Linked DNA regions of Homo sapiens: region 1 is linked to region 2. Evidence: read pairs that join two places in POLR2A ChIA-PET (ENCODE). Cell type or tissue: Panc1. All regions are shown on one strand. Each heading gives the region's core, and the rest is flanking DNA. Links, peaks and the distances in the headings are about the cores only. Region 1 overlaps PLEKHA7 (pleckstrin homology domain containing A7). Region 2 has its middle 28 kb from the start of SNORD14A.

Evidence for each region. ChIA-PET counts read pairs that join two places held together with the same protein. Peaks named below come from ENCODE experiments on the same cell type or tissue, not always from the same donor. Only the 100,000 strongest peaks of a DNase experiment are listed, where the experiment ranks them.
Region 1: POLR2A ChIA-PET joins it to region 2 with 13 read pairs; 2 of 35 experiments call an interaction of 5 or more read pairs at or near these places.

The regions. Positions count from the first base shown.
Region 1 is chr11:16,980,883-16,991,034 of GRCh38, reverse strand. All of the region lies in intron 3 of PLEKHA7 (pleckstrin homology domain containing A7), which reads left to right. Among named protein-coding and RNA genes, the nearest start is that of PLEKHA7, 28 kb to the left of the region's middle. RefSeq lists enhancers at 4,131-4,580, 8,772-9,410. In Panc1, for the core only: no CTCF peak of the experiment used is centred there; no DNase peak of the experiment used is centred there; H3K27ac peaks cover 2,456 bases.
Region 2 is chr11:17,041,309-17,051,460 of GRCh38, reverse strand. No RefSeq gene overlaps it. Among named protein-coding and RNA genes, the nearest start is that of SNORD14A, 28 kb to the left of the region's middle. In Panc1, for the core only: no CTCF peak of the experiment used is centred there; no DNase peak of the experiment used is centred there; H3K27me3 peaks cover 535 bases.

The DNA of each region.
Region 1 (10,152 bases), core at 794-8,793, 60 kb after region 2:
TCTGGGGAATTATCTGAAAACAGACATTTTCTATCTCATCTGCCCACAATGACAACAGTGAATTAAAATGGGTTGGCTTACCAGCTAAACATTGGGGATATTCAAATGCCCATTGAGTTCTCAGAGCCATACAGATACTGGCAGTAGCCAGAGGAGATGTCATCCATGCTCCTGAGGGTCTCCCTGTAGAGTTGCAGCTAAGCTGTGCCCAGAACAATAGGATTCACTCAATGCTCTGGGATGTGATAGACCAGAAGGAGAGAAACTGATGTTGAGTGAATCCTTCCTGTGTGTGGTACACAGCCACAGTGCTTAGGTAGTACGAGTATTTGGTAATGCCCAGGACTACCTGGCATCAGGCACATTTCCAGGGAACTTTTAAAATCCCCTCAGCTCTGCTTTGAAATTTAAAGTGTTACAACCTTGAGGTTGATAATGGTGTGCCCATTTGATGGGATGGGGAAATTAAGGCTCTGAATCGATGGGAACAAGGCTTTTATGGACCCCACAGCCTTAGGAGTAACTGAGAAAGGCTCCAAGGAAGGACTCATAAGCAGGCCATGAAGGACCGGTGGTATTCCTGTCACTGAAACAGTGCAGCCTCAAGTGTAGCACAGATGGTGAGGTACGAGTGCTGTATAAGGTGGAGCCCGGATGGTTTTGAGATGGCCCATTGAGTATGAACAGGTGTGTCTTCCTTTTTCCTATTACTGATTACCTGGGAACAGGGAGAAGTTTTTTTTTTTTTTTTTTTTTTTTTTGAGACAGGGTCTTGCTCTGTTGCCCAGGCTGGAATGCAGTGGCGTGATCTCAGCTCACTGCAAGAGAGGGTGTTTTATTTATTTATTTATTTTTATTTTTATTTTTTTGAGAGAATGTTTTAAATGAAGCCCCAGAGAGCTGAGGAACTCTGGAGAAACCCTGGCATCAACTCTCCTCCACACAGGACCTGTGCCTTCTTGGTGTCACCAGGGACCAACCCAGCCAATGCTTATCTGAGTACATACAGCTCAGCCTCTAGTCTCCAGGAGCAATGGAGAGTAAACCTCTCTAGTGTTGGAGGTTTTGTGGATGGGGAAGACAGAACATTGCTATGTCCAGGTTTGGGGGATGGTGCTGGCATGCTTCGGCCCTTCAAGCCCTTATGAAATAAATGCTTCTTGCTACTCAGCCCATGTAGTGGGATTAGAGCTGTGTGTAGTACACAGCCACAAAGCTTATGTGGGCATTGGGGGCGGGGGGGCCAAAAGAGGCACCTGTCTTCTTGTAGCCAGTGTAATTGACTTGTTCATATAATCACTTGTTCATCAGCCTTTATTAGCTCCTACTCTGTGCCAGGTGGCACCATGCCAGATCCTGGGGCCACAAAAACAAGGACATCTTCAGGGAATTCACAGTCCAGTGTGGGGAGATGGATAAACCAAAGATGACATGCAGTGTAGTGGGGACTGTGTGACATGAAAGCAGTAGAGCTGTGGTGTGGAACTTACGGTCACAAAGCTTTAGGGTGGCAGGCTTGAGTTTGAATGTCATCCTAACCCAGCCACTTACCAGCTTTGACTTTGGGGAAGTTCTTGGTCTGTGTTAAGTAGTTATATACCTTAGCTCATTTATTCTTCAAATCTATCTAGTGAGGTAAAAATTTTCTCCATTTTGTAGCTCATTTCGTAGCTGAGGAAATTGAAACTTGGAAAGAGTGAGTAATTTGTCTATGGTCTCTCAGTAAATAAGTGACAGGACCAGGATTCTAGTCCAGGTCTGATTCCAGAGTTCCTGCTCTTCCCACTCTAACAAGGTAAAGAGAATGAGTTTTGTCCTTGCTCCCACATGGCCAGGGCCCTCTGAGAAATTAGCTCTGGGACAAAGGGGTTTTGGTTTTGATTTTAAGCTGCATTAATGGAAGTTTCATCCCCAGAACACAGGAGGTGATGGTGCTGCTCTGCTCTGGGGAGATCACAGATGGAGCACTGGGGCGCATTCATGGGTCACCCCTTTGAGGAAGATGTGGCTATTTGGGGTCCTTCTGAAGGGTTGACTGTGATGGGCACTGGAAACCTTGTCTCCCAAGCAACAGCTGAATGAACTGGGGGTATTTTACATGGAAAAGAGGAGACCCACAGGGACATGAGGGCTGGCTGCAGATATCTGAAGGGCTGCCACATAGAAGAGTCTCATCCTCTGTGAAAGCTACAGGGAGAAAGGTTTTGGCCCCAGGTTTACAACGATACCTTCTGAAATATTTGGGATGTAGTGAGTTCACTATCATCAGAGGTAATCAAGCATGGGATGGGCTGGATGCGGTGGCTCATGCCCATAATCCCAGCACCTTGGGAGGCTGAGGTGGGTGGATGACCTGAGGTCAGGAGTTCGACCAGCCTGGCCAACATGGTGAAACCTTGTCTCTACTAAAAATACAAAAAATTAGCTGGGCATGGTGGTGGGTGCCTGTAATTCCAGCTACTTGAGAGGCTGAGGCAGGAGAATCGCTTGAACCCAGGAGGCAGAGGTTGCAGTGAGCTGAGATCACACCATTGCACTCCAGCCTGGGCAACAAGAGTGAAACTCTGTCTCAAAGAAAGGAAGAAAGGAAGAAAGAAGGAAGGAAAGAAGGAAAGAAGGAAGGAAGGCAGGAAGGCAGTGGAGAGTATGGAGTAAATGCCTTCTGCCATTCCTCTGCCCAGAGTTCCTGACTGTCCCTTGGCTGCTCTGGATGTGGCTCCCAGGGCAGCCCTAAGGAGAGGTTTAGATTGCATCTCTCTCCAAGCCCAGATCTTCTCAATAGGCTCAGCTTTGCATGTTCCCTCAGGTACGGTGGGAGGAACACAAAGTTAGAACCAGAATTAGGAGACCTGGGTTTGGATCCTGGCTTAGCCCCTTACAGCTGCCTGACCTGGGGCAAGACATTTGCCTTCTCTGTGAAAGGGGATCACATCAGTCCTTCCCCTGTAGGTGAGGTAGTGAGTAGGAAAGCACTTTGTTAAGGAGAGAGGGTACAGACACTGGTTATTAACAGGTGCAGTCAACTTCAGGGAGCCTGGCCTTCCACACACTGTCTGAGAAAACTTCACCCAGTGGTGGTGACCCAGGATCTGTGCCATGCCAGGTATTTTAGAGAATGAAATAGGTTTTGGCCCTAGGTTTGTCCAGAGCTCTCTGAAATATGTTATCAAATGAGTTTCCTGACAGTAGCAATGAGTAAAAGAATCCTCTGCCCTCAAGGCTAGTTGAGTGTAGGAGGCAGAAAGAGTTTGGGACAGGTGTTGAGAAGGGAGGGATCCAGGAAGCCTTCGTGGGGAAAGTGACATTTGAGTTGGGCCTAGACAGAGGCTTCATTATGCAGGAAAAGGAGCAGGCAAAGGTTACAGCAGAAGCAAAGAAGCAACTTGTTTAAAGGGGTGGGGTAAGGAGTTCCTGGGAGGCTGTTTTACATTCCCTTCATTTCTCAAATGAAGATGAGGTCCAGAGATGGGAAGTGGGTTTCCTAGCAGGGATAGGGTAAGCAAAGGTTAGAACCAATGCCCAGCACCTCACCTGGGGCTGTTTTCACCACGCCTCAAGGGTGCGTCTCTACTCGGAAGCCATTTCTCCTGGTTCTGCCTCCTGCCAGGCTGTTCTGTCTTAAGGAGGAAAAGGAGGGAGCAAAAGTTGTATTTACCAAAGGAGCTGGTTGGGCAGGTCTCCTTTCCGAGGTCAAAGTCAAGGCCAAGGTTGGCCTAGCTGGCTTCTGGGGGGCGGAGCCAGGCCTTGGCTGGCCACCAGGTCAGTGGGGGGTGTGGGGGATGGGAGGTCGGGGAGGCTTTTGGTTGGGAGGGAGTGATCACTGGTGGGGACTGAGGTTTTTCCAAGGCATTGCCCCTGTGAACAGTGGGCTGAAAAGATTACAGCCCACACATTCTTTCTCAGCAGATTAGGGCCATGGGAGATTATGGAATACACAGGAGGCTGTAGGAGGCCTGCAAATTTCCCATTTGGGGCAATTAATTTGATGGATTGTAAAACAGCTCACTGCTTCCTCTCCGCCTTCCCTGGGCTGGGTTGGGCTGGGCAGTAAGACTGGCTGGAGAATGTGGCTGGAAATGCCCTTGCCGGTGTTCTGCAGTACCTGCTTGGACCACCTTGTTAAAACCTTCTCTGGGCAGGGGCTCGGCCTGCCCCTTTCCTGCCTCCCTTCCTGGTACAAGGAAGATCATATAGTAGGTGCTACATAAAGCTATGCAGAGCTGATACTTATCTGATTGGGGCCTTTCCAGGATGTTGGTAGAGGTGGGGCTCATGGTGGAAGCTCTGGTTTATAGATGGGGAAGCTGAGCCCCAGCGGTGAAGTCACCTGCCCAAGGTTACTCAGGTTGTTGGTGACAGCTGGGACTCCAGCCAGGTTTCTCTACTCCTGGGCCAGGGCGTCTTCTCCCCACTTGTGTGCTCAAAGTGAAAGTGAAATAAATAGTGAGCAATTTTTATGGTTTCTCTCCCCTGACTTCCTCCTTGCCTCCAGCCAGTCAGTAGGGTCCCCACTTTGGTGACTGTGGGCAAGGTGTGACATGGTTCTGCTGGCATCTCCCCAGCAGCTTTGCAGCATTCCCAGGAGGGCTCTGGTGGGGCTGCACTTTTCTTATGTACTCAAAATGTGTCTGGGCTCATTCGATGCCTCCCTTCTCCATGGGGTCTTGCACCTGTGATTTGTAACAGATTCTTGTGATTAGTCCTTTCTCTGGTGCCTCCTAAAGACCCCACTGTCACCAACTCATATCTGCAGCGGTGCAGATGGTTCCGACTGGTTTTCTTGCCTCCATCCTGTTCTCCCTACAGGGGCCCAAATACCTCATCCTGATATGCTTCCTGATGAGGGCCTTCAGAGGTGTCCTGACTTGGGCTTCTCTTCCTGTGTCTGTGTCCTGTTAAAGCACACCATTCCCCTCTGGCCTGAACACACTCCACAACATCATAAGCTGTAGCACTCTCTTGCTTCTTTGTCTTTGCTTTTGTAGGAATGCCCCCTTCCATCCAGGTAATTCCTATGCATCCTTTAAGACTCAGGCATTACCTGGGAAGCCATCTGTGGCCACCCGCCATCAAGGGTTTGTGATATCCCTCCATTTGTGCTTTCATTCATTTAGTTAGCAGTGCTTTCATTCATTTGTTATGTACTGAGAAGCTTTTCTGAGCCTGACAGTGTTGTACTGAGGAGTACAGTAGTGAACAAAAGGAGGGTGCCTGTGGGCATGGAGCTTGCATGCTAGCATCCTCTCTTGCCACATATCACCTTAGTCTGTGTAATGTCTCTCTGTCTCTCCCTCATTAGCCTGTGAATTATCTTTATGTTTGATTGATTCACATATCTGTCCCCAGCACTCAGCACAGTATTAAGTAACAAGCACAGTGTTTCTTCAAGCAAGAAAACTTAAAATGTTAATGCGGAATGAACGGATGGATAAGTGGTTCCGCCTTCCCTGCCCCTCTTAGGCTGTCTAGCTGTTGTGTGTGGCTGTCCCCACCCCCACCCCAAGAGCTCTCTTGCCCCTTGCACTCTTGGCACTGCATTTGCTGCTCACGTGACTGTCCTGCTTCATGTTACACCTTTTTGTGTCTACATCTCTCTCACATTGTTGTAAATTTCTTCAAGGCAGGGTCCATTCTAGTTCAGTTTTGTGTATCTGGAATTTCTATACTTGATATTAGCCAAAAGGTTGAGAAGCAAGTGTACTTGGAATTTCTGCCTGTCCTCACATTCAGTAAAATGAACAGCAATTCACAAAGCAATGTGTAAAGAAATCAAAATGTAAGGACACAACTAGGTGCCTAGGAGTGGGTTGGTTTATTCATAAACGTGTAGTGGGCACCTGCATGCCAACCCTGGGCCAGGTGCTGGGCATTCTTAGATGAATGAGGCAGAGGCATCTGCCTCAAGGGCTTCTGAAGGCTTCCTTCCTTGAGGAAGAAGAACATGCAGACAGGGTGAGGAGGTGCCCAGCCCGCTGGCACCCAAGACACTTATGGTATAGGATATCCGGATCCTTCCTTTTGATGAAAGAAGATGCCATCACAGAGTTAAGGGGGCTGTCAGGCCTCAATTTTAATCCCACTTCTGTTGCTTGCCAGCTGTGTGACCTTGGACAAGTGAGTCAACTTTTCTGAGCTTCAGTTTCCACATCTATAGTCAGTAGCTAGTAAGAACATCTACCTTGTAGGGTCATTCATTCCTTTATTAAATGAATATTTATTGAGTGCCTACTTGGAGCCAGGCATTGTTCTAAATGCTGGGATGGGATAGTGAACAAAATCAATAAAGGTCTCTGCCCTCATGGAGCTTACGTATTAGCAGGAGAGAAAGAGAGCAAACGAAATGGTTAAAATATATAGTATCAGAGGATGGTAAGTGCTATGGAGAAAAATGAGCAGGAAAAGGAGACAGGAGGCCTGGGTGTGAGAGTGGAATGGTCAGAAGAGGCCTCTTTGTGGAGATGACATTTGGGTAGAGATCTGATCAAGCCATGTAGGGGCAGGACATGCCATGACGAGGAAACAGCAAGGAGGCCAGAGTGGATGGAGCTCAGGGAGTAGGAGTTGAGACTGGAGAGGTGCAGGCCCTTGACTTGAGCTTTCACCCTGAGTCAGCAGAGAATTCACTGGACGGCTTTGAACAATGGAAGGCTTTGAACAGAGGAGTGGCATGATCTGACTTTTGCTTTAGAATAAGGATAATTATTCTAAATATTTATTCTAAATATTCTAATTATTCTAAGTACTTATTCTAAATATTTTAATTATTTAGGATAATATTCTAAAATATACTTATTCTAAAGAAAAGTCAGATCATGCCATTCCTCTGTTAAATTATGGTTGTTGTACGTAGAATAGACTGATTAAAGATAATGTAGGTAGCATGTTTAACACAGTACCTGGTATGAAATAAGCCCTCATTAAATGGTAGTTTTGTTCTTCATGATAATATTATTTTAAAATTCTTTTTATTTTTTATTATTTTTTGAGATAGGGTCTCACTCTGTTGCCCAGGCTGCAGCCTCGACCTCCTGGGCTCAAGTGACCCTCTCACCTAAGCCTCCTGAGTAGCTGGGGCCACAGGTGTATGCCACCATGCCTGGCTAATTGTTAATTTTTTTTTGTAGAGACCGGGTCTTGCCATGTTGCCCAAGCTGGGGTAATATTATTAAAGATGGACCTGGGTGCCTTCTAGTCTTGGCCTGGGCCCTCATTCCACCTATCTTCTGCCCTTTTGGGAGCTACGGCATCCAGGGAGCCTTCTCCCTGAGGAGGACAGTGATGAGTATTGGACTTGGGAATGAGCAGGGAGAAGGTGACTGATTCTTTGGCTGTTCCTGCCTGGATCTTCTGTTTAGTAGTCATGGTGAGGCGTGGTGGTGCGGCAGTGGAGACAGGAGAAGAATCTTGGCCTCCACAAATCTAGACTGGGGAGCTCAACCTGCAGGCCAGAAGCTGCCAGTAAACGAGAAATGCCACATCAGCAGCCCTATGAATTCTGCTTTTCCTATCTGGTTGTTAGGGTTCCCAGGAGGGGCTACAGCTGTACCCCAGAGCTGCCCTCCTCCTCCCAGACTTCATGGTGGGCATCCCTCCTCACTACCTCCATCCCTGGAATCTCAGGCCTTTATGGAAAGGTCTCAAGCCTCTCACATGGTCTGATGTGGTTTGCCTATTCACCTGATATAGAGACTCCTTCGGCAGCAGTGCTGACCAAACTGCTTCTGCTCAATGACTTTGTATAACAGGGAGAGTTCACTACCTCACAAGGAAGCCCCTCCTGTAATTGTCACATTCTCATTGATAGGAAGTTCCATTTCAGGTTGAGCTGAAATCTTCTCTGCTCTGACTTCCCCCATTGCTTTTGGTTCTGAAATAAGAGTGAGTCAGTTATAGTCCTCTCCAACCTTCCCATCCCCTGTGCTACCTCCATGAAGCAAAGGTTTACTGGTGTCCCAAGAGGCTCTGTTCAGTTCTTGCTCTGTTACTCAGCCTGATCATCTGGTAGGAGGCCCAGGAAAGCTTAATAGAGCACATGATGCTTGAGTGGGCTCCTGAAGGGTGAGGGGTGAGCCAGGTCAGGAAGGGAAGAAAGGCCTTTGAGTCAGAAGGTAAGGCAGTGTCTCGAAATAGTGTGTGGAGTCCAGGAATCCTAGATAGTTCAGTATCTCTGGAGTAGTTGGGAGTTTCTCTCTCTCTCTCTCCCTCTCTCTCTCTGTCTCTCTTTCTCCGTGTGTGTGTGTGTGTGTGTGTGTGTAGGGGATAGTGAGGGAGGTGAAGTCTGAGAGGTAAGAGAGGTAGACCCAAGCTAAAGCATGGAGGGCCACCTGTGCCTGGGTCAGGTCGTGGACACAGGTGGCAGAGGTCAGAGAGCTGCACAGGAGGACGGGTTTTAGAACTGGTTTGTTTGGGGCTCCGGTACCACGGGTTTCACATTGGCCTAGAGCTGATGAATGGCTTTCTGAGCACCACTGACTCTGCTTCCTGCTTTCGTCTAGGGTTCCTGATTAAACCTGTCCTTGAGATCTCTGTAGAGTGGGACAGGGACAGTAAGCACTTTGAATGTGCTAGTCACCCTGGACATTCTGTTTCTGGGCTCAGCACTGGATGAGCCAGGCTTTCAGCCCCTGCACCCCTTTCCTGGGTTGGGGTGGGGGCCAGGTGCTGTAGCCAGGGGCAACTGGCTCGCCTCAAGCTTGCCTGTGTCCCAGAGGTGGCTGGACACACAGGTCTGTCTCTGCCCTGCAAGGTTTCTGATTTATGCAGGGAGCCTGCATTTGCCCTTGGCCAAATTCTTTGGGCATAAAGCTTTTGTAAAGGGGCTTGGGGCCCTTCCAGGGCATTAACAGTTTCTTTATGCCCCATTCAGATATCTATTTGTATCTGATTTTTATATATTTCCAAAGTACTTTCCCAGCTTCCTGGGGGAGACTTGTTCCCCCCAGCCTGGCCAGATCATTGGGAACCTTCTGGCAGACCTGCCTCACGCTGCTGGCATATGGAGTGTCCTCTCACCACCGTCTGTCCTTCCTGGTGTCTTGCATGCCGAAGGGCCGAGGGTGGAGTGGGGTTTTTTGTTTTGTTTTTAAATAAGGGCAACGTGGGTAAACAGAGCAGTGTTTCTGGTGCCTTCGGGGAGGGCCAGGACCCTGCATTCCGGCTCCATGACGACAGCCTGTTTGGTTGCCACTTGCTGGGCTGTGGGCAGCAGCAGTTCAGACGGAGACAATGGTGGCTCTGTTGAAATGCTGCTGCTGGGCTCTGGCAGAATGCATTTTAATTGGACATTCTCCACCCTGGAATCTGTGGGGATCTGGTGGCCCACTCCTCCTCATTCCTTCATTTTTCTCTTTGCAACTCAAGAGCCAAGTTATTGCAGCTCCTTCCCCGCCCCGCCCCCCAACCCCGTCTACTATTAGCAGCCTCTTGGGGGAAAATGGTGTTTCTAGCCAGGGCATGGTTTGCACTGGGCTGACTGGAAATAGTGAGAGAAAGGGAGAGGGTAGGGGGCTGGAGGGGCTGGGAGATATCCTGTGGCCTGTTCTGGAGCATCACTGAGGGGTGAAGAGCAGCAGGTGTTCCAGGAAGCTCTTCTCTTCCGTGGACCAGGGTGGTCAGGAACACTGGCTCTGAAGTCAGGCCAACTGGGTTGGAATCCTGGTGGTAGCACTGCCAGCTGAACCTCTCTGTGCCTCAGTTTTCTTATGTGTAAATTGGGGATAATACTAGTGTCTACTCGTAGAATCATTGTGAGAATTAAATTAACATATATGAAGTACTCAGGATAATCATACCTGCATGTAGTAAACACCTGATAAGAGCCTCCATCACTATATTTTGTCATTTTAATCTTATGTCCTGGTCATCGATATTCCATTCCTTGTAAGGGCCTCATCTGAGACTGCAGGAGGAACAGAGCAACACTCTTTCTAAAATGCACATTTGCTTTTGTCACTCCCTGTCCTAGACAGCCTCAGTGAGTCCCCATTGATCTCTCTGCATAAAGAGGAGGGACTTGTGTTTATTGAAGGTATCAAAGGCCTACTATGTGCTGAGTACTTGGTGTTCTTTTAGATTAGCTCCAAAGTAGACACTGATATGTGAGACCCTTCATCATTGGGCCGTATCTTGCTGGTTTGTTGTTGTTTTTGAGAT
Region 2 (10,152 bases), core at 1,522-9,521:
CCCTGCCTGGTTCTCCTGCCTTGGCCTGCCGAGTGCCTGCGATTGCAGGCACGCGCCGCCACGCCTGACTGGTTTTGGTGGAGACGGGGTTTCGCTGTGTTGGCCGGGCCGGTCTCCAGCCCCTGGCCGCGAGTGATCCGCCAGCCTTGGCCTCCTGAGGTGCCGGGATTGCAGAGGGAGTCTCGTTCACTCAGTGCTCAATGGTGCCCAGGCTGGAGTGCAGTGGCGTGGTCTCGGCTCGCTACGGCCTACACCTCCCAGCCGCCTGCCTTGGCCTCCCAGAGTGCCGAGATTGCAGCCTCTGCCCGGCCGCCACCCCGTCTGGGAAGTGAGGAGTGTCTCTGCCTGGCCGCCCATCGTCTGGGATGTGAGGAGCCCCTCTGCCTGGCTGCCCAGTCTGGAAAGTGAGGAGCGTCTCCGCCCGGCCGCCATCCCATCTAGGAAGTGAGGAGCGCCTCTTCCCAGCCGCCATCACATCTAGGAAGTGAGGAGCGTCTCTGCCCGGCCGCCCATCGTCTGAGATGTGGGGAGCGCCTCTGCCCCGCCGCCCCATCTGGTATATGAGGAGCGCCTCTGCCCGGCCGAGACCCCGTCTGGGAGGTGAGGAGCGTCTCTGCCCGGCCGCCCCGTCTGAGAAGTGAGGAGACCCTCTGCCTGGCAACCACCCCGTCTGAAAAGTGAGGAGCCCCTCCGCCCGGCAGCCGCCCCGTCTGGGAGGTGAGGAGCCTCTCCGCCCGGCAGCCACCCCGTCCAGGAGGGAGGTGGGGGGGGTCAGCCCCCCACCCGGCCAGCTGCCCCATCCGGGAGGGAGGTGGGGGGTCAGCCCCCCCGCCCGGCCAGCCATGCCATCCGGGAGGGAGGTGGGGGGGTCAGCCCCCCGCCTGGCCAGCCGTGCCGTCCGGGAGGGAGGTGGGGGGGTCAGCCCCCCTGCCCGGCCAGCCGCCCCGTCCGGGAGGTGAGGGGCGCCTCTGCCCGCCCGCCCCTACTGGGAAGTGAGGAGCCCCTCTGCCCGGCCAGCCGCCCCGTCCGGGAGGGAGGTGGGGGGGGTCAGCCCCCCTGCCCGGCCAGCCGCCCCGTCCGGGAGGTGAGGGGCGCCTCTGCCCGGCCGCCCCTACTGGGAAGTGAGGCGCCCCTCTGCCCGGCCAGCCGCCCCGTCCGGGAGGGAGGTGGGGGGGTCAGCCCCCCGCCCGGCCAGCCGCCTCGTCCGGGAAGGAGGTGGGGGGGGTCAGCCCCCCCGCCCGGCCAGCCGCCCCGTCCGGGAGGTGAGGGGCGCCTCTGCCCGGCCACCCCTACTGGGAAGTGAGGAGCCCCTCTGCCCGGCCACCACCCCGTCTGGGAGGTGTACTCAACAGCTCATTGAGAACGGGCCAGGATGACAATGGCGGCTTTGTGGAATAGAAAGGCGGGAAAGGTGGGGAAAAGATTGAGAAATCGGATGGTTGCCGTGTCTGTGTAGAAAGAAGTAGACATGGGAGACTTTTCATTTTGTTCTGTACTAAGAAAGATTCTTCTGCCTTGGGATCCTGTTGATCTGTGACCTTACCCCCAACCCTGTGCTCTCTGAAACATGTGCTGTGTCCACTCAGGGTTAAATGGATTAAGGGCGGTGCAAGATGTGCTTTGTTAAACAGATGCTTGAAGGCAGCATGCTCGTTAAGAGTCATCACCAATCCCTGATCTCAAGTAATCAGGGACACAAACACTGCGGAAGGCCGCAGGGTCCTCTGCCTAGGAAAACCAGAGACCTTTGTTCACTTGTTTATCTGCTGACCTTCCCTCCACTATTGTCCCATGACCCTGCCAAATCCCCCTCTGTGAGAAACACCCAAGAATTATCAATAAAAAAATAAATTAAAAAAAAAATAATAAAATAAAAAAAAAAAGAAAAAGTTTATCCTAATTAAAGGAAATTAAGAACTCAAATATTTTATTTTATTCTAATAGAATGCCACAAATTCCCTTGATTTAGAACTCTATAAACACTGCATAACAGCTGAGACCATGCCATCTAAAAGTGAAATTAAAGTTGATAGTTCATAAGCAGAAAATATTTCCACATGCCAGTTATGGTCTAGTGATTTCATCATTATGTTTTCTGACTTTCCTCCTTCAAGAGAGTAATTACTTACTCAAATAGGTGGGTCTTGTTTAAAAATTCATGTAAGACATAACTCCTGTCCTTAGCTTAGGTGGACTTAGAGTTTTCTTTTTATTTTTCTTTCTTTTTTTTTAATTATACTTTAAGTTCTAAGGTACATGTGCACAATGTGCAGGTTTGTTACATAGGTATACATGTGCCATGTTGGTGTGCGGCACCCATTAACTCATCATTTACATTAGGTATATCTCCTAATGCTATCCCTCCCCGCTCCCCCCACCCGGACTTAGAGTTTTCATAAGAAAGTTTGGCCGGACGCGGTGGCTCATGCCTGTAATCCCAGCACTTTGGGAAGCCGAGGAGGGTGGATCATGAGGTCCAGAGATCAAGACCATCCTGGCCAACATGGTGAAAACTCGCCTCGACTAAAAACACAAAAAATTCGCCAGGCGTGGTGGTGCGTGCCTGTAGTCCCAGCTACTTGGGAGGTTGAGGCAGGAGAATGGCTTGAACCCGGGAGGCAGAGGCTACAGTGAGCCGAGATCATGCCACTGCACTCCAGCCTGGGCAACAAGAGCAAAACTCCGTCTCAAAAAAAAAAAAAAAGGAATCAAGCATGACGAAGTCACACTGATCACAGCCAATTTTTGTGAACCAAGGAAGGGTCTATTCAATAATTAACATAGATGTTTACTTTGGCTAACTCCTGTGTGCCAAGCAAGATATAGGCTCTGGGGAATCAGAAACAAAAGAGACTCACTTGTTCCTCTCACAATACTCAGTACTTACTTAGATAAGGACAAAATAAAATGTCCTGTCTGGAATGCAGGGAAACCAGAACTTCAGGTCAGGGGATATTTCCATTGAATTGCATAGAGATGAAGCTTAAAATATTAATGAATGTATCTAAAATTCACTTTGCCTTTACTTTATGCATCCATCACATAGAGATCACGGAGCAGGCACCCACGATCGGTTTAATCATTGCTCACTTCCATTGGATCAACTAGAAATCAACTCAGACGAGAGTGCTGAGTCTCAGAGGATGGACATCTCACCCCTTGCCATACAGATAAGCAGAAAAGGTGGTATTCAAAGTTAATGACCAGTCTCTAAGTCCCAGGTACTAAACTTCATGGTCTTCCAACTCTCAAGAAGTTTTTTTTTTTTTTTGAGATGGAGTCTCACTCTGTTGCCCAGGCTGGAGTGCAGTGGAATGATCTCGGCTCACTGCAACCTCTGCATCCCAGGTTCAAGTTATTCTCCTGCCTCAGCCTCCTGAGTAGCTGAGATTACAGGCGCCTGCTGCTATGCCCGGCTAATTTTTTGTATTTTTAGTAGAGACAGGGTTTTACCATGTTGGCCAGGCTGGTCTCGAACTCCTGACCTTGTGATTCGCCTGTCTCAACCTCCCAAAGTGCTGGGATTACAGGCGTGAGCCACCGCGCCCAGCTTCAAAAAGTTTAAAGCAGAGCTCAGAGGTCTTAACCACAGGCACATCTGAGGAGCATTTTGAAACAGATTCCAGCTTCCTCAATAGGAATGGAAGCCAAACTCTGAATTTATGACTCCTTTGAGGAAGTCGAGAGCTGTAAGGAAAGACAGGAACAGGGGCAAGGGAGAGATGCGTCCCGAATGATCCTGTGCCAATTCTTTCTGGAATCTTTGATGTGATCTCGGCTGCCCTTTCTATACTTGACACAGTGAATGTGGCACCCACTGGGCTAGCTGTGGTCTATCAGGAACCCCCAAAGGGAAGGGCACAGTGAGCAGGGGCATCTGCCCGAGTGACAAGGATTTGAGAGGGCAGGTTGGATGCAGGGAGAGGACTGGCCAAATGCCACGTGTCTGGACTTAGACTGCCTGGTTCAAATGGGACTTTACTCTTTTCGACTTCATGATCTGGTACAACTTATATGAAAATGCATTGCTTCTTTTCTAGTCTGTATAATAATAATTTAATGTGCACTAATAACTGGGAGAAGACCATGCAGATGAAATCAAAGAAGCTGTATAGACCACAGAGCTCAGAGCCTGGCATTTAGGAAGCCCCCAGTAAGGGTTCATGATGCCATGGTGTCTGTCATCGTCCTCTTTATCCTCCTCATCACCTTCATAATCTTTTTGTTGTGCTTAGGGAATAGTTTAGAGGGACTCATTTGCTGCTATCATGGGTGAGATGTTCATGAAAAGGACAACCAGTGTGGGAGGAAAGCAAAATTTTGAATAAGATTTCTGAGACCCCCACCACAACCAAGAATAGAAACTCCACAGTCTGCTGAGCTGACAGTTTGCACATTGGTCTCCTCCCATCTGCCCACCGCACTCTCCTGTTTGTCCTGAGGATGAGGAAACAAAACAAGGCTCCTGACCTGTCCCTCAGCACTCACTGAACTGTGCTTCCTCTCTGCTGGGTCATGACCACGGAGAACAGGTCCACTGTCCTCCCTGTGTGGTGCACGATGGAGGCTCAGACTCCGTCCTCAAGACTGGCAAGAAGACAGGGTCAGACATGAGCCTCCTGATGCAGGTGACACGTGTGTAGCCCACTGTACTGGAACCTCACACTGCAGGGCTGGAGGCACAGACTGAGTACTTACTATTCTATGGCCTTGGGGGCTCAAGGCATAGAGCTCCTCATTATCCAAATTCACCCAAGTTCCCCAATCTCTAAGGATTTCCTCATAATAATGCAGCAAGAAGAGAAAAGTGAGTGTCCCTAGAAGCTTTGGGACTCTTCCTCTAATCAGGAGAAAGCTTGTGTGTATATACTATTCGCTTCTTTCTTTTCTTTTTAAAGATCCAACTGCTTTAATTTTCATCTTTTATTATGGTAAAATATACCATGTATAAATATTAAAAATTATAAATATATATTATTTCATTTAGAATGGCCAATATAAACATTTACAGTTTCCACTATTTTTAAGTTTATAGTTTCATGACATTAAGTACATTCACATTGTTTAGCAACCATCACCTCCCTCATCTCCAGAACATTTTTATCTTTCAAAATGGACATTGGACCCATTAACCAAACTCTCCATTCCTCTCTCTCCCGCACCCCTGGGGGCCACCGTTCTATTTTGCAATTCTATGAGTTTAACTACTCTAGAGACTTGATATAAGTGGAATCATACTGTGTTTAATTTTTTTTTTTTTTTTTTTTGAGACAAAGTCTTTCTCTGTCGCCTAGGCTGGAGTGCAGTGGCGCGATCTCGGCTCACTGCAACTTCCACATCCTGGGTTCAAGCAATTCTCGTGTCTTAGTCTCCTGAGTAGCTGGGATTACAGGCCTGGGCTACCACACCCAGCTAATTTTTGTATTTTTAGTAGAGACAAGTTTTCGCCATATTGGCCAGGCTGGTCTCAAACTCCTGACCTCAAGTGATCCGCCCACCTCAGCCTCCCAAAGTGCTGGGATTACAGGTGCGAGCCACTGAGCCCAGTTGTGTTTATCCTTTGGTGATTTATTTATTTCACTGACGATAATGTCTTCAAGGTTCATCTGTGTTGCAGCCTGTGTCAGAAGTGCCTGTTTCTTTCTTTCTTTCTTTCTTTTTTTTTGATGGAGTCTCTCTCTGTTGCCAAGGCTGGAGTGCAGCGGCACAGTCCGGGCTCACTGCAACCTCCGCCTCCCGGGTTCAAGCGATTCTTGTGCCTCAGCCTCCTGAGTAGCTGGGACTACAGGCATGTGCCACCATGCTCTGCTAATTTTTTGCATTTTCAGTAGAGACAGGGTTTCACCATCATGGCCAGGCTGGTCTTGAACTCCTGACCTCAGGTGATCCGCCCACCTCAGCCTCTCAAGATGCTGGGATTACAGGCGTCAGCCACTGCGCTGGCCAGAAGTGCCTGCCTTTTTAAGGCTGAATAGCCTTCCATTGTATGAATGAACTGCAGTGCGCTTTTTCATTCGTCTGTCCATGGTCCCTTGGGTTGCTTCCACATTTTGGCTGTTGTGAATAACGCTGCTATGAATATGGGTGTACACATATCTCTTCCACTCCTGGCTTCTAATTCTAGATGGTAGGTACCCACAAATGCAACTGCGGGATCATCTGATAATTGTCTTTCTAATTTTTCAAGTACACTCCATACTATTTTCCCTGTTCCTGCACAGTTTTATGTTCCCTCTGATCATGTTTGAGCATTCCTACTTCCCTCCAGTCTCACCATTGCTTGTTTATCATATCTATCCTAATGTGTGGTATCACATTATTGGTTTGATTTGCACTTCCCTATGATTAGTGATTTTGAACATCATTTTATATGCTTATTGGCCATTGGTGTACCTTCTTTAGGGACATGTCTACTCAAGTCTTCTGACCATTGTTAATGGAATGCCTTGGGTTTCTTGTTGTTTAGTTCTAGCTGTTCTTTATATATTATGGATATCAGTCTCTTTTCACATATATGATTTGCAAATATTTTTCCTAATCCATGGGTTATCTTTTCACTCAGTTCACAGTGTTTTTTGATGCACAAAAGTGTTTCTCATTTAGATGTAATCCAAGGAATCTAATTTTCTTTTGTTGCCTATGCTTTTGGTGTCATATCCCAGAAGTAATTGCCCACTCTGATGTCATAAAAGTTTGGCCAATGTTTTCTTTTAGGTATATTATAGTTTTAGCTCTTGGGGTTAGGTCTTTCATCCAGTTTGTGTTAATTTTTGCACCTGGTATGACATAGGGTCCACCTTCATTCTTCTGCATGTGGAAATCAAGTTTCTCCAATACCATTTATTGAAAAGGCTGCTTTTCCACCAATGAACTTTCTTGGCAGTCATGTTAAAAATCATTTGAACATATAGGTGAGAATTTATTTCTGGGCTCAAAAACAAACAACAACAGACAACAGATAAACACACAGCATGGGTGGGTGTGGTTGCTCATGTCTCTAATCCCAGCACTATGGGATTTGTAATCATAGTGGGTATACAGCCTGTGATATTATTCGTAATATCCTAGGGAGGTATTACTCCTATTATCACAGTGGATGTACACCCTGTGATACTATTCGTAATATCCTAGGGAGATATTACTCCTAATCTCACAGTGGGTGTACACCCTGTGATATTATTTGTAATATCCTAGGGAGATATTACTGTATACCCTGTGTTATTTTTGTATTATTTTAGGGAGATGTTTCTCCTAAAGTCAAGATGGGTGTACACCCTGTAACATTCTTCCTAATATCACAGTGGGTGTACACCATGTGTGATATTTTCTCTAATATCCAGCGGGGAAGAGGATGATATTGCTTCCAATATCAAAGAAGGTGTACACCCCCCTGTGATATTGTTCCTAATTTCCAGGGAAGGAGAGGATGACATTATTCCCAATATCACTGGGGATATACAACCCCCCGCCATGATATTGTTCTTAATATCTGGGGGTGGAGAGAATGATATTACTCTCAATATCACAGGGGGTGTACACCACCCCTGTGATATTGCTGGTATTATTCCGGGGGGTAGAGGATATTACCTCCAATATCGCAGGGTGCATAAACACCCCCTGTGATATTGTTCCTAATGTCCTGTGAAAGAGAAAATATTACTCCCATTATCACAGGGGGTGTTCACTCCCTATGATATTGTTTCTAATATCCAGGGAAGAAGAGTATAATATTACTCCCAATATCGCAGGGGCTGTACACCTTTTTGTGGTATTGTGTCTAATATCCATGGAAATAGAGGATGATATTACTCCCAGTATTGCAGAGGGTGGACACCCCCCTGGGATATTGTTCCTAATATCCAAACGGGGAGAGGATGTTATTACTCCCAATATCGAAGGAAATGTACACCACCGCTGTGATATTGTTCCTACTATCCAGAGAGAAAAGAATGATATTACTCCCAACAGCGTAGGAAACGTACACCCGCGCTGTGATATTTTTCCTAATATCTAGGGGGAGAGAGGATCATATTACTTCCAATATCGCAGGGTGTGTACACCCCCTCTGTGATCTTGTTGCTAATATCCAGGTTTGGGGAGGACGACATTACTCCCAATATTGCAGGGGTGTACACCCCCCTGTGATATTTTTCCAAATATTCAGGGCAGGAGAGGATAATATTACTCCCAATATTGCAGAAGGTGTACACCCCTCCTGCAATATTGTTCATAGTAACCAGGGAAGAAGAGGATGATACTACTCCCTATATCACAGAAAGAGTATATTCCTTCTGTGATATCATTTTTAATATCCAAAGAGAGACCAGCTGACATTACTTTCAAAATAGCCGGGGTTTTCCACGTCCCCCGCGCCATGATATTGTTCCTAATATCCAGGTGGGCAAAGAATCATATTACTCCCAATATCGCAGGTGGTGTACAACCCCCCTGTAATGTTATTCGCAATATCCAGGGACAGAGAGAAAGATATTACTACCAATATCGTACCAGGTGTACAACCCCCTGTGATTTTGTTTCTAAAAACCATGGGGTAGAGGATGATATTACTTTCAATATTGCGCGGGTGTACACCGCCCCCCCCCCCCCCGTAATATTTTTCCTAATATCCAGAGGGCGAGAGGATGATATTACTCTTAATATCCAGGGTGGGGGAGAGGAAGATACTACTTACAATATTTCAGGGGGTGTACACCCTCCCCCCGTGATGTTGTTCCTAATATCCAGGGGGAGAGAGGATGATGTTACTCCCAATATCACACAGGATGTAAACCACCCCTGTGATATTGCTCCTAATATCCAGGGGGAGAGAGAAAGATATGACTCCCAATATCGCAGCAAGTGTACAAGCCCCTGTGATTTTGTTTTAACATCCGGGGGGGAGAGGATATTACTTGCAATATTGCAGGGGGTGTACACACCCCTGTGATACTCTTCCTAATATCCAGAGGGCAAGAGGATGATATTACTCCCAATATCGTAGGGGGTGTACAAAACCCTGTGGTATTGTTCCTAATATCCAGAGCAAAAGAGGATGATATGACTCCCAATATCGCAGAGGGTGTACACCCCTCCTGTAATATTGTTCTCAATACCCAGGGAGGGAGAGAATAATATCACATTGCATATCGCAGGGAATGTACACCCTCCCTCTCTGATACTCTTCCTAATATCCAGCGGAGGAAAGGATGATATTACTCCCGATATCGCACAGGCAGTACACCCCACCTGTGGTATTGTTCCTAATATCCAAGGGGGAGAGGATGATACTACTCCCAATATCGCAGGGGTGTACACACCCCCGGTTATATTTCTCCTAATATCTACGGGAGAGAGGATGATATTACAGCAAATGTTGCAGGGGCTATACATCCGCCCTGTGATATTGTTCCTAACATGTAGGGGGGAAGAGGATGATATTACTCCCTGTGTCGCAAGGAAGTGTACACCCACCCTGCGATCTTGTTCCTAAAATCCAAGGAAGAAGATGATGATATTACTCACAATATCGCAGGGAGTGTACACCCTTCCTGTGATTTAGTCTAATATCCCAGGGGTGGGGAGGGAATGATATTACTTTCAATACCACAGACGGTGTATACACTTCCTGTGATATTGTTTCTAATATCCATTGCAGGAGACAATGATATTACTCCCAATATCGCCGGCAGAGTACACCCCCTCTGTGATATTGTTTCTGATATCCAAAGGGGAAGAGGCTGATATTACTCCCAATATCGCAGAAAGCGTACACCTACACTGTGATATTGTTTCTAATATCCAGGGGGAGAGTTGAAGATATTACTCCCAATATCGCAGTAGGTGTACAAACCCCTGTGATTTTGTTCCTAATATTGGGGGGGGAAGGATGATATTACTCCCAATATCGCATTGGCTGTACACCACGTTTGTGATATTGTTCCTAATATCCAGAGGGCAAAAAGATGCTATTACTCCCAATATCGCAGAAAGTGCACACCCCCACCCCCGGTGATATTGTTCGTAATATCCAGGGGGGAAGAGAATAAGTCCCAATATCAGAGCAGGTGTACATTCACCCTGTGATATTGTTCCTAATATACAGGGTGGGGAAGAATGTTATTACTCCCAATATCATATGGGGTGTACATCTCC